Regions from separate parts of the Homo sapiens genome. Here region 2 is linked to region 1. Evidence: chromatin contacts called from ENCODE Hi-C data. All regions are on one chromosome and are shown on one strand. The core of a region is the stretch at or near the end of the contact, and the rest is flanking DNA. Distances in the headings are between cores, read along the strand shown. Region 1 has its middle 140 kb from the start of VANGL1. Region 2 has its middle 96 kb from the start of VANGL1.

Evidence for each region. A loop is a pair of places that touch in the nucleus more often than their neighbours do. Pooled maps may share reads with other maps.
Region 2: a map of PC-9 shows a loop between it and region 1 (8-fold over the local background). The contact joins two enhancer-like sites. A Hi-C loop is called at or near these places in 4 of 168 maps with a recorded cell type or tissue (PC-3, PC-9, esophagus muscularis mucosa and 1 more) and 4 of 50 pooled maps.

Annotation. Positions count from the first base shown.
Region 1 is chr1:115,495,137-115,499,011 of GRCh38, forward strand. No RefSeq gene overlaps it. Among named protein-coding and RNA genes, the nearest start is that of VANGL1, 140 kb to the right of the region's middle. Within about 2 kb of position 2,140, at least 3 of the 41 ENCODE cell types and tissues checked have a DNase peak (open chromatin) inside an H3K27ac peak, as active enhancers do; they include PC-3 and PC-9, where a contact is called at or near this core.
Region 2 is chr1:115,544,042-115,547,916 of GRCh38, forward strand. No RefSeq gene overlaps it. Among named protein-coding and RNA genes, the nearest start is that of VANGL1, 96 kb to the right of the region's middle. RefSeq lists an enhancer at 1,765-2,652. Within about 2 kb of position 2,155, at least 16 of the 41 ENCODE cell types and tissues checked have a DNase peak (open chromatin) inside an H3K27ac peak, as active enhancers do; they include PC-3 and PC-9, where a contact is called at or near this core.

The DNA.
Region 1 (3,875 bases), core at 890-3,389:
ATGTTTTCTCATGACAGATCTCAGTAAGCACTCTAGGTGGGCTATACACACATGTGTGCAAACGCTTACACACAAAGCCATGCCATGCCCTTAGCAGACCTGGCACCGGCAAGGTTGAAGGCTACACTGGGCCCTTGGAGAGCTGCCCAGGTATGCTGCTCCCAGCTTTATCTGAAGAGCTGCCCCCAGGTGTGCTGGTCCTGGCAGGGCCTGGGGAAGGGGCTGTGTGCTCCTGGCAGGGTCACGTAGGTATAGAAGGGACAGGCTGGGAGAGAGCTGATGGTCTGAGGAAACACAGAGAGGGGGATTACAGGTCTTTGCTCCAAGACAGGGCAGCAAAAGTAGTGTCAAGACTGGAAGTCTTGCAAATCACACCAAGATAAAACAGACCATCTTATTCTTTGTGTAGCCTCTGAACCGGGTCTCTAGAGTCAGGTGGTTGGCAGAAAAGTCTCTGGGATCAGATAGATCTTTGAGTGCTCCCTCTGCCCATTAACGCAATCTTGGGCAAATGACTTAACCTCTCTGAGCCCCAATTTCCTCCTCAGTGAAACAGGAATAAGAAAACCAAATATATAGCAAATGAGTATTCCTAACATCCCAAAGCCTATCAGATGCGCCTGTTTCACATTCTCATGGCGTTTGTACATTCTCGCACACATTTACATGCATAATTTATTTCTGACTCACCCATTAGGCTGAGCTCCTACCCCACCCCACCCAGGGCACTGTGGAAATAGATCTGTTTTGCTCATCATTATAGCCCCAGCGTCTAGCACAGTTCCTGGAGCTTAGTAGGTGCTCATGGACCAAGAGAGTAGCATATAATTCAGCAGCATAGCACAAGACAGACCTGGATGCAGTCGGTGATGGCTGCTATTATTGTCATTATTAGAGAGGTGCTGCTCTCTGAGAATTATTTCCACACCCTCACCTCCCACAATCAGTTCTCCTCGACTGCCTCTTCCTTGCATCTAAGCTCTTCCTATGGGTGACCCAAATGCCCCCAGTAGCAAAGCTAGCCCACTTCCTTTCATTTTTGCCCTGGGACAGATGAGGAGCAGTTTCTACACTTTCAGGGCTTAAAGACCCCATTGAGGTCCTCCCTAAGTCTCTTTCTTTCCAGAGATTAAAAACTTCTCAAATTCTTTTATTCCTTCCTTACAAAACATGTCCCATGCTTCTTCAATTACCCTGTGGTTTCTCTGGAGGTTTTAAGATCAGTAGCCATAAGCTCCCCTCTCCCCAGGTGCCCAGAAACCAAAGGGCCTTCAGCCCACAGGAGATGTGTTATTGGGTTCCCCTAGTTCCCAGCCCAGTCTGATGCTCCTGGCTCTGTCCAGAGGCCACAAGCCCACAGGACACCCCAGCCCGCCTCCAGCTTATTGGAAGTTCTCCTGTGCCCCAACCTGCTCAGTCTGGTCCCCACTTTTAAGGCAGAGTGTCTAGAGTTGTATGAGATCAAATCGGACAATCTTAGAGCCAAAACAGACCAACCTTGCTCCTTGTATAAACTCAGAAACTGAGACCCACAGATGTCAAGTTCATGGGACTAGTTTTGGCAGTGCTGCTTCAGGACTGGAGAGATGGCCTCAACCAGCTGGGACACAGAACAGCCTGGAGGCCCTGCCGCCAGTTCTGCCCTCCCTTCTTGCTTGAACCCATCTCACAGACCCTCTGCCTTTCTGCTTTCTTCTTGGCCTTAACTCACCTGGGCCTCAGTAAGAGGTGAAGACCCCTAAGAGGAAGGGCTCTGACCATCTTCAACCTTGATTTGATGTCTGGTTATGTCCATAGGGCCCTGAGTCTTTGGGGCCCTGGTATGCCCTAAATCCAGTGCCTAGAACAATGTAGAGAGAAGCCTGCCCTCCATAGAGGGCCAGTGATGCTGGCTCTTACATGACAAAGACTGTGGTGCTGGCCCTCTCCCTTTCCCCCTCCCCCAGCCAACCCTCTCCCAGGCCCTCTGACCCCATGCACCCACCCACCCACAGGAGCACATCCACTGTGCCTGTTTCTACCCAAAACAAATCATCAACTCCTTCCTCTCCTAATCAGTCAATAGGCCTGTTGGTTTGAAATAAAAAGAGTTTCACCTTCAGCACTGCCCCCACTCAAAAAAACGTCTAGATCCAGATAAAGATAAATTCCAGTCACTGAAGCATAACAAGTGACTCAGACTCAAGGGGATGGGCAGACACTCCAATCACCCAGGAAATTCCGAGGGTTTAGTTACCTCCCAGGAACTGGACAGAGGCTGGTAAAGTTAATTCTGCTCTATACAGGGCACTCCTAGCCTTTGGACATGGTTCTTATATATGCCTAAGATTTGCAGGAGCCAGTGTGGTGGAGGGATAGGATACCTAACTCGATTTCCCAATACGTTTGACCATTAATATCAGCCAACAGAATCTTCATAACAATGCCGGTGTTCTACCATATTGCAGTATGGTAGGTGTCACCTGAAAAATAAGAGTCTAGATATGAGCACATTACTAGAGTTTCATTCAGTCATTAATAATTAGTCCAGTCTATCATCATATCATATGACCCAAATGTCTCCCAGAACAAGGCCACTCAGGTTTGCAGGCTTCCATTCAGCCTCATCAGGCTCCAAAAAAAAGGAGTGGTCTCCACAGTACATGGCTTCACCCTTTCAGGCACCTGGAATAACTAACCTGAGACAGTACCACCTTTTGCTCCAGTCTTCTCAATATATTAATGTAATATTAGATTTCCCTCATTATATAACCTGTTTATTTATTTCTTTACCCCCATCTACTCCTTCTCTCCACTTACAGCCAAACATTTCCACCTTGGTGAGGGACATTAGGTTAGGCCACTGTGCTGGTCTAGATTGCTGGCAGCAATACTGGTCTAGGAAGTGGTCTTCCTCAGTCCACCAGTCACAGGCTCTGGGGTCCCCAGACCACCCTCTCTTCTGACCAGCTGGTTTCAAATTAAGGGGTTCCCACTACACTCTCAGGTCTGATAATTTGCTAGAACAACTCACTGAACTCAGGAGTTCTACTTACAGTTACACTTTTATTGTAGGAAAAGAATACAAATCAGAGCCGGCCAAAGGGAGAGACATATAGGGCAAGCTCTGTAAGGGTCCTAAACGCAAAGCAGCTGTGTCCCTGGTGGGGAAAATGTACCACTTTCAACCCAGGTTTTCATAGGCAGTGATGTCCACTGCCCCTTCTGGACCAGTGTGTCAGCACCTGGGGCACCGCAGGCCTCTGTACTGCTTAGCTTGACCATCCTTGGTCTCCCGTGTCATTGCTGGCATGTCTCTGACCACCACTGCTGGGCTATACTTGTGAACAGACCCCTGCCCAACCTGGTTACCCTCCATTACTAGGCCATAAAGCACGACCTCCTCATGGTCACTCCTCCAGGCTCTGGTAAATTCCCTGGGGGAGTGGGCAGAGACAGGAGTGGGTGGCCAGCTGGAGGTCGGTGTGAGAGCACACAGCCTTGCTGTTCTCAGGAGCAGCCTCACTCTGCTGAAGCCTCCTTGTCCTTGGGCTCCAGGACCTCAGCATCTTCTTTCCATGTGTTCCATCCTCTAAGATTCTGCCTCAGCCCCTCAAAAGCAGAGATCCCTTTTTCCTCCCTCACCCCTCAGTGCTCACTCTCTGAACATGCCTGGACAGTCTGAACCCCAAGACTGTACAGTATGGCCTTTCCTTCCTCTGGGTCACTCAGCCAGGACTGTGTGCTGGGGACTTAGCCTTGCACATGCACAGATTCCTCATATGTTGGCTCACAATTTGCTGAGATGCCTGATGAATGCTCTCTTAACCCTTGAAGTTATATTTTCCATAAGATGCCCCAAAATATCCTTGCTCAATACAAATGGAAAAATGTGA
Region 2 (3,875 bases), core at 905-3,404, 49 kb after region 1:
AAAATGTAAACAGCCCAAATGTCCAGTAATGATGCATGGATAAACAAAATGTGGTCGGTCCATACAATGAAATATTCAGCAATAAAAAGGAATGAAGTACTGATACATGCTAAGACACAAATGGACCTTGAAAGCATTATGCTAAGTGAAAGAGGCCAGACATAATGGCCACATATTGTATGATTCCATTTACATGAAATGTCTAGAATAGGGAAATCCACAGAGACAGAAAGTAGAGTAGCGATTGCCAGGGAATGGTGGGAAGGAGGCACAAGGGTGAGGTTTCTGTTTGGAATGATAAAAACGTTGTAGAAGTAGATAGTAGTGTTGGTTGCACAACATAATGAGGACACTAGAAATCACTGAAGTGGATACTTTAAAATGGTGATTTTCAGCCAGGCATGGTGGCTTACGCCTGGAATCCCAACACTTTGGGAGGGTGAGGTGGGCGGATCACTTGAGGTCAGGAGTTTGAAACCAGCCTGGCCAACATGGTGAAACCCTGTCTCTACTAAAAATATATATATTAAAAAATTAGCCAGGCATGGTGGCGGGTGCCTGTAATCCCAGCTACTTGGGAGGCTGAGGCAGGAGAATTGCTTGAACACAGGAGGCAGAGGTTGCAGTGAGCCAAGATCGTGCCATTGCACTCCAGCCTGGGCAACAAGGGCAAAACTCTGTCTCAAAAATAAATTAATTAAAATAAAATAAAATGGTGATTTTCTGATATATGAATTGTATCTCAATTTTAACAAATTATCTTTGGTTCCATATGCAGCTCTTTAAAAAGGAAAAAAAAAAAAAAACCCCTGATAAACGTTATGTGTATGTGTGGTGGGAGGCAGGTATTTTATACACACAATGGTTTGGTTAATTCTGATGTTTGTAAACAACACAGATTAATTCCAACTTTCCCTTAATGTCCTCAGAATCATATTTTAGCTGTAGGAAGACAAACATTTAAATTTTTGCTTGTATTTCGAATTTTTCCTAAGGATGCCTGTTATGGTCTGAATGCTTGTGTCCCCCCAAATTCACATTTTGAAACCCTGCCCCTTAATGTGACGATAGCAGGAGGCAGGGTCTCTGGGAGGTGATTAGGATAAGATGAAGTCATGAGGGCACAGCCCGCTTGAGTGGAAGTAATATCTCCCCAAGAGAGCTTGTTTCCTCTCTCTGCCGTGTGAGGACACAGACCAACCCTGGGACAGTGTTGGAGGGGAATGCAAAGGCGGCAGGATCCCCGGGAGCCATTGAGGAGGCTGCTTGCCCCGTGGAGACAGCAGAAAGCAGGCTTGACAGACCCAGAAACCAGAAATTCAGAGTGATGGTTGCCAAAGTGCTGTCACTCAGCCAAACAGGGACCTGGCTCAAATGTTGCAAAGTGAAGCCTGTATCTGCTCCACAGGAGCCACAGGCCAGAGGTCCGGCTGTTGGTGCTACTCTGGGACTATCACTCAGGACAGCAGGCACAGGCGAAAGGCGTCAGACCTGGAATGAGACCGCTCTGAGTGCCCCGTGCCCCTCACTCCCTCCGTGAGCCTGGAGAAGTCTCGTTCCCTCTTCAGGCCCCCTTTTGTAAAAGAGACGAGGCAACTGTTTTTCCATCTGGGCTCTCTGGGCTCTCTGGGCCTCCTGGGATCCGAGGATATAGGACCAAGGTAAGCTCTAGTTTCATCAGGTCTCTTTGGAGTTCATTTAAGAAAAAAATAAATAAAAGTGTACTACTGATCATTGATAACAAAAAGACAGGGCAAGCTTGAAGGCCACAGCACTACGGGAGGGTGATGCACCCTCTGTCTTCGCTTTGAATGCTCTGATCTCAGAATCAGTAAAGCCGTGGCTGTGGGATCACTCTCAGTCATGGTGAAGGTATGCGAAGAATCTGCAGTTATGTTCCATCATGTGGTTTGCTAACCAGAGGGAAATTACCCCTGTATCAGATGCCACAATAATTGTCATTCAATCATTTTCTTGTTGCCCAGAAGGGGAGTAATCATAAAGGAAGGGTGGTGTCAGCGGTGTTGACATGGGGCCAACATATCTGGATGGAAAGTGAAATCTCAGTCAGTCATCCAGGCTCAAAGCCCAAGCAGAGAGGCCCCCGGGAAGGAGCACAGGGCTGGGAGTGAGTGTGGGGCTGAGAAAGGGCTGTGCCAGGAGGCCTCCCTGCTCCACATTCCTCACCTGCGATCCCTCACAAGATGACCAAAACAACCCAGTGAAACTGCCTTGCTTGGAATACATACGCAGGAGGAAGTGCCCTAGCCACAGGAGGCTGTAATACACTAGAGGGCAGTGGTGCCCAAGGCCATAGGGAGGGAAAGTCCCATGGAATGCGGGCAGCCTTTCCCTCAATCCCTCTGACCATTCCTGTGGGGGAATGCAGGCCCAGGGTTGCCAGATTTTCTCATTTTCCAGTAGAAGCCAGAAACATGGGTTTTTATGTGACATTTTCCCATTTTTAAAATACTTTGCAGATCAAACAAAACATGTTGCTAGGCCAGAACTGATCCATTAGCCATCAGTCTACAACCCCTGAATTCCAAATGAGTGACTTCATTTTAATGAAAACACCAAGAAAATTAGGTAAAAGTGTTCATTCTCCTGAAAATTTGGTCCCTGGGAGCACATTATTTATTCAATCATCAAGTGCCTACTGTGTGCCAGGTACAAATAGAATGCTAGAAGTTTTCTATTTTCTCATCTCTTCTCTGACCATAGGTCTTCTTTTCTCTGTTTCATTCATGAACTTTTCTGTATATGGGAAAGTGGGAAGAAAAATAGAAGGGAAGAAAAATATAGGCCTGGAAAAAAAGTTTGGCAAGGTGTCATTCCACAAGTGGAGGGTAAAATTGTGTCTCCAAGTCCACCGTCTTCATGCACTGAGCAACTAGCACAGAGCTGGTCACCTGGTTATTGAAAGACACAGCAACAATTGTAGCATATGTTGGTTGGTCACCCATTACCTGCCAGACCCAGTGGTGTTATTATGTTACTAGGCGGTGAATTTTAGTCCTCATTATACTTCTATGAGTCAGGGACTTCCTTTTATCACAGGAGGAAACTGAGGTCTAAACAGACTAAGTAACTTGCCCAAGTTCATAGAGCTCTCAAGCTGTAGGCCTTAGATCTTAATGAAGTTGTGCCTGACTCCAGAATACACACCTTCACATTGTACTGAATGAATGAATGAATGAATGAAGAGTGAGTGGATGAGTAAGCTGAGGCCCTGCTCCCTCTCCCCCTCATCTTTCACCCTCCATTCCCACCCTGCCCTCCCAACTCATGTGCTGGTTCTGAGACTGAAAGATCAGAATTACATTTTTGCAGATTTCCCAAAGGAACATTGGGGCCATCACTCCCCTTAGTGCCTCAGGACACTAAGCTGGCTGGGGCATTGCCATCTGCCTTGGCCCTTCAGGAGATGTCAATGTCTAGATACCCACTTAGCTTCCTTCCTGTCACATTGATACACTCAGCATCATTTGCCTCTGAAATATGTTGTGTGAAGGGGAAAGATTTGAGAAAGCAGCATGTTTTACAGATCAAGAAGATTTCTTATTTACCAGTGTGCTAGTTTCTGTTATTTTTTTCTGTACCCTAGTGTATAATCAGAGCTCATAAAAGTGCTACCGTGTGGGAGGTCTACATTTCCTCTCTATTAAGCATCCCCAGATGTTCATAGATCCTGACACTTCATGCCTCCCGCCTTCTTTGGTTCACCTTCCAGCCTCACGGCTCCTCTTTGCTTCAGTTGAGGAGCCAAGCATGTCCCACTCTGTGGTTCACTAATCAGTCATCATTCCCCAACGTCGCAACTCAACGTCTGCCTAAAAGTCTGTTTCCCCCTTTATGTGGTCAGGTGTCTGTTA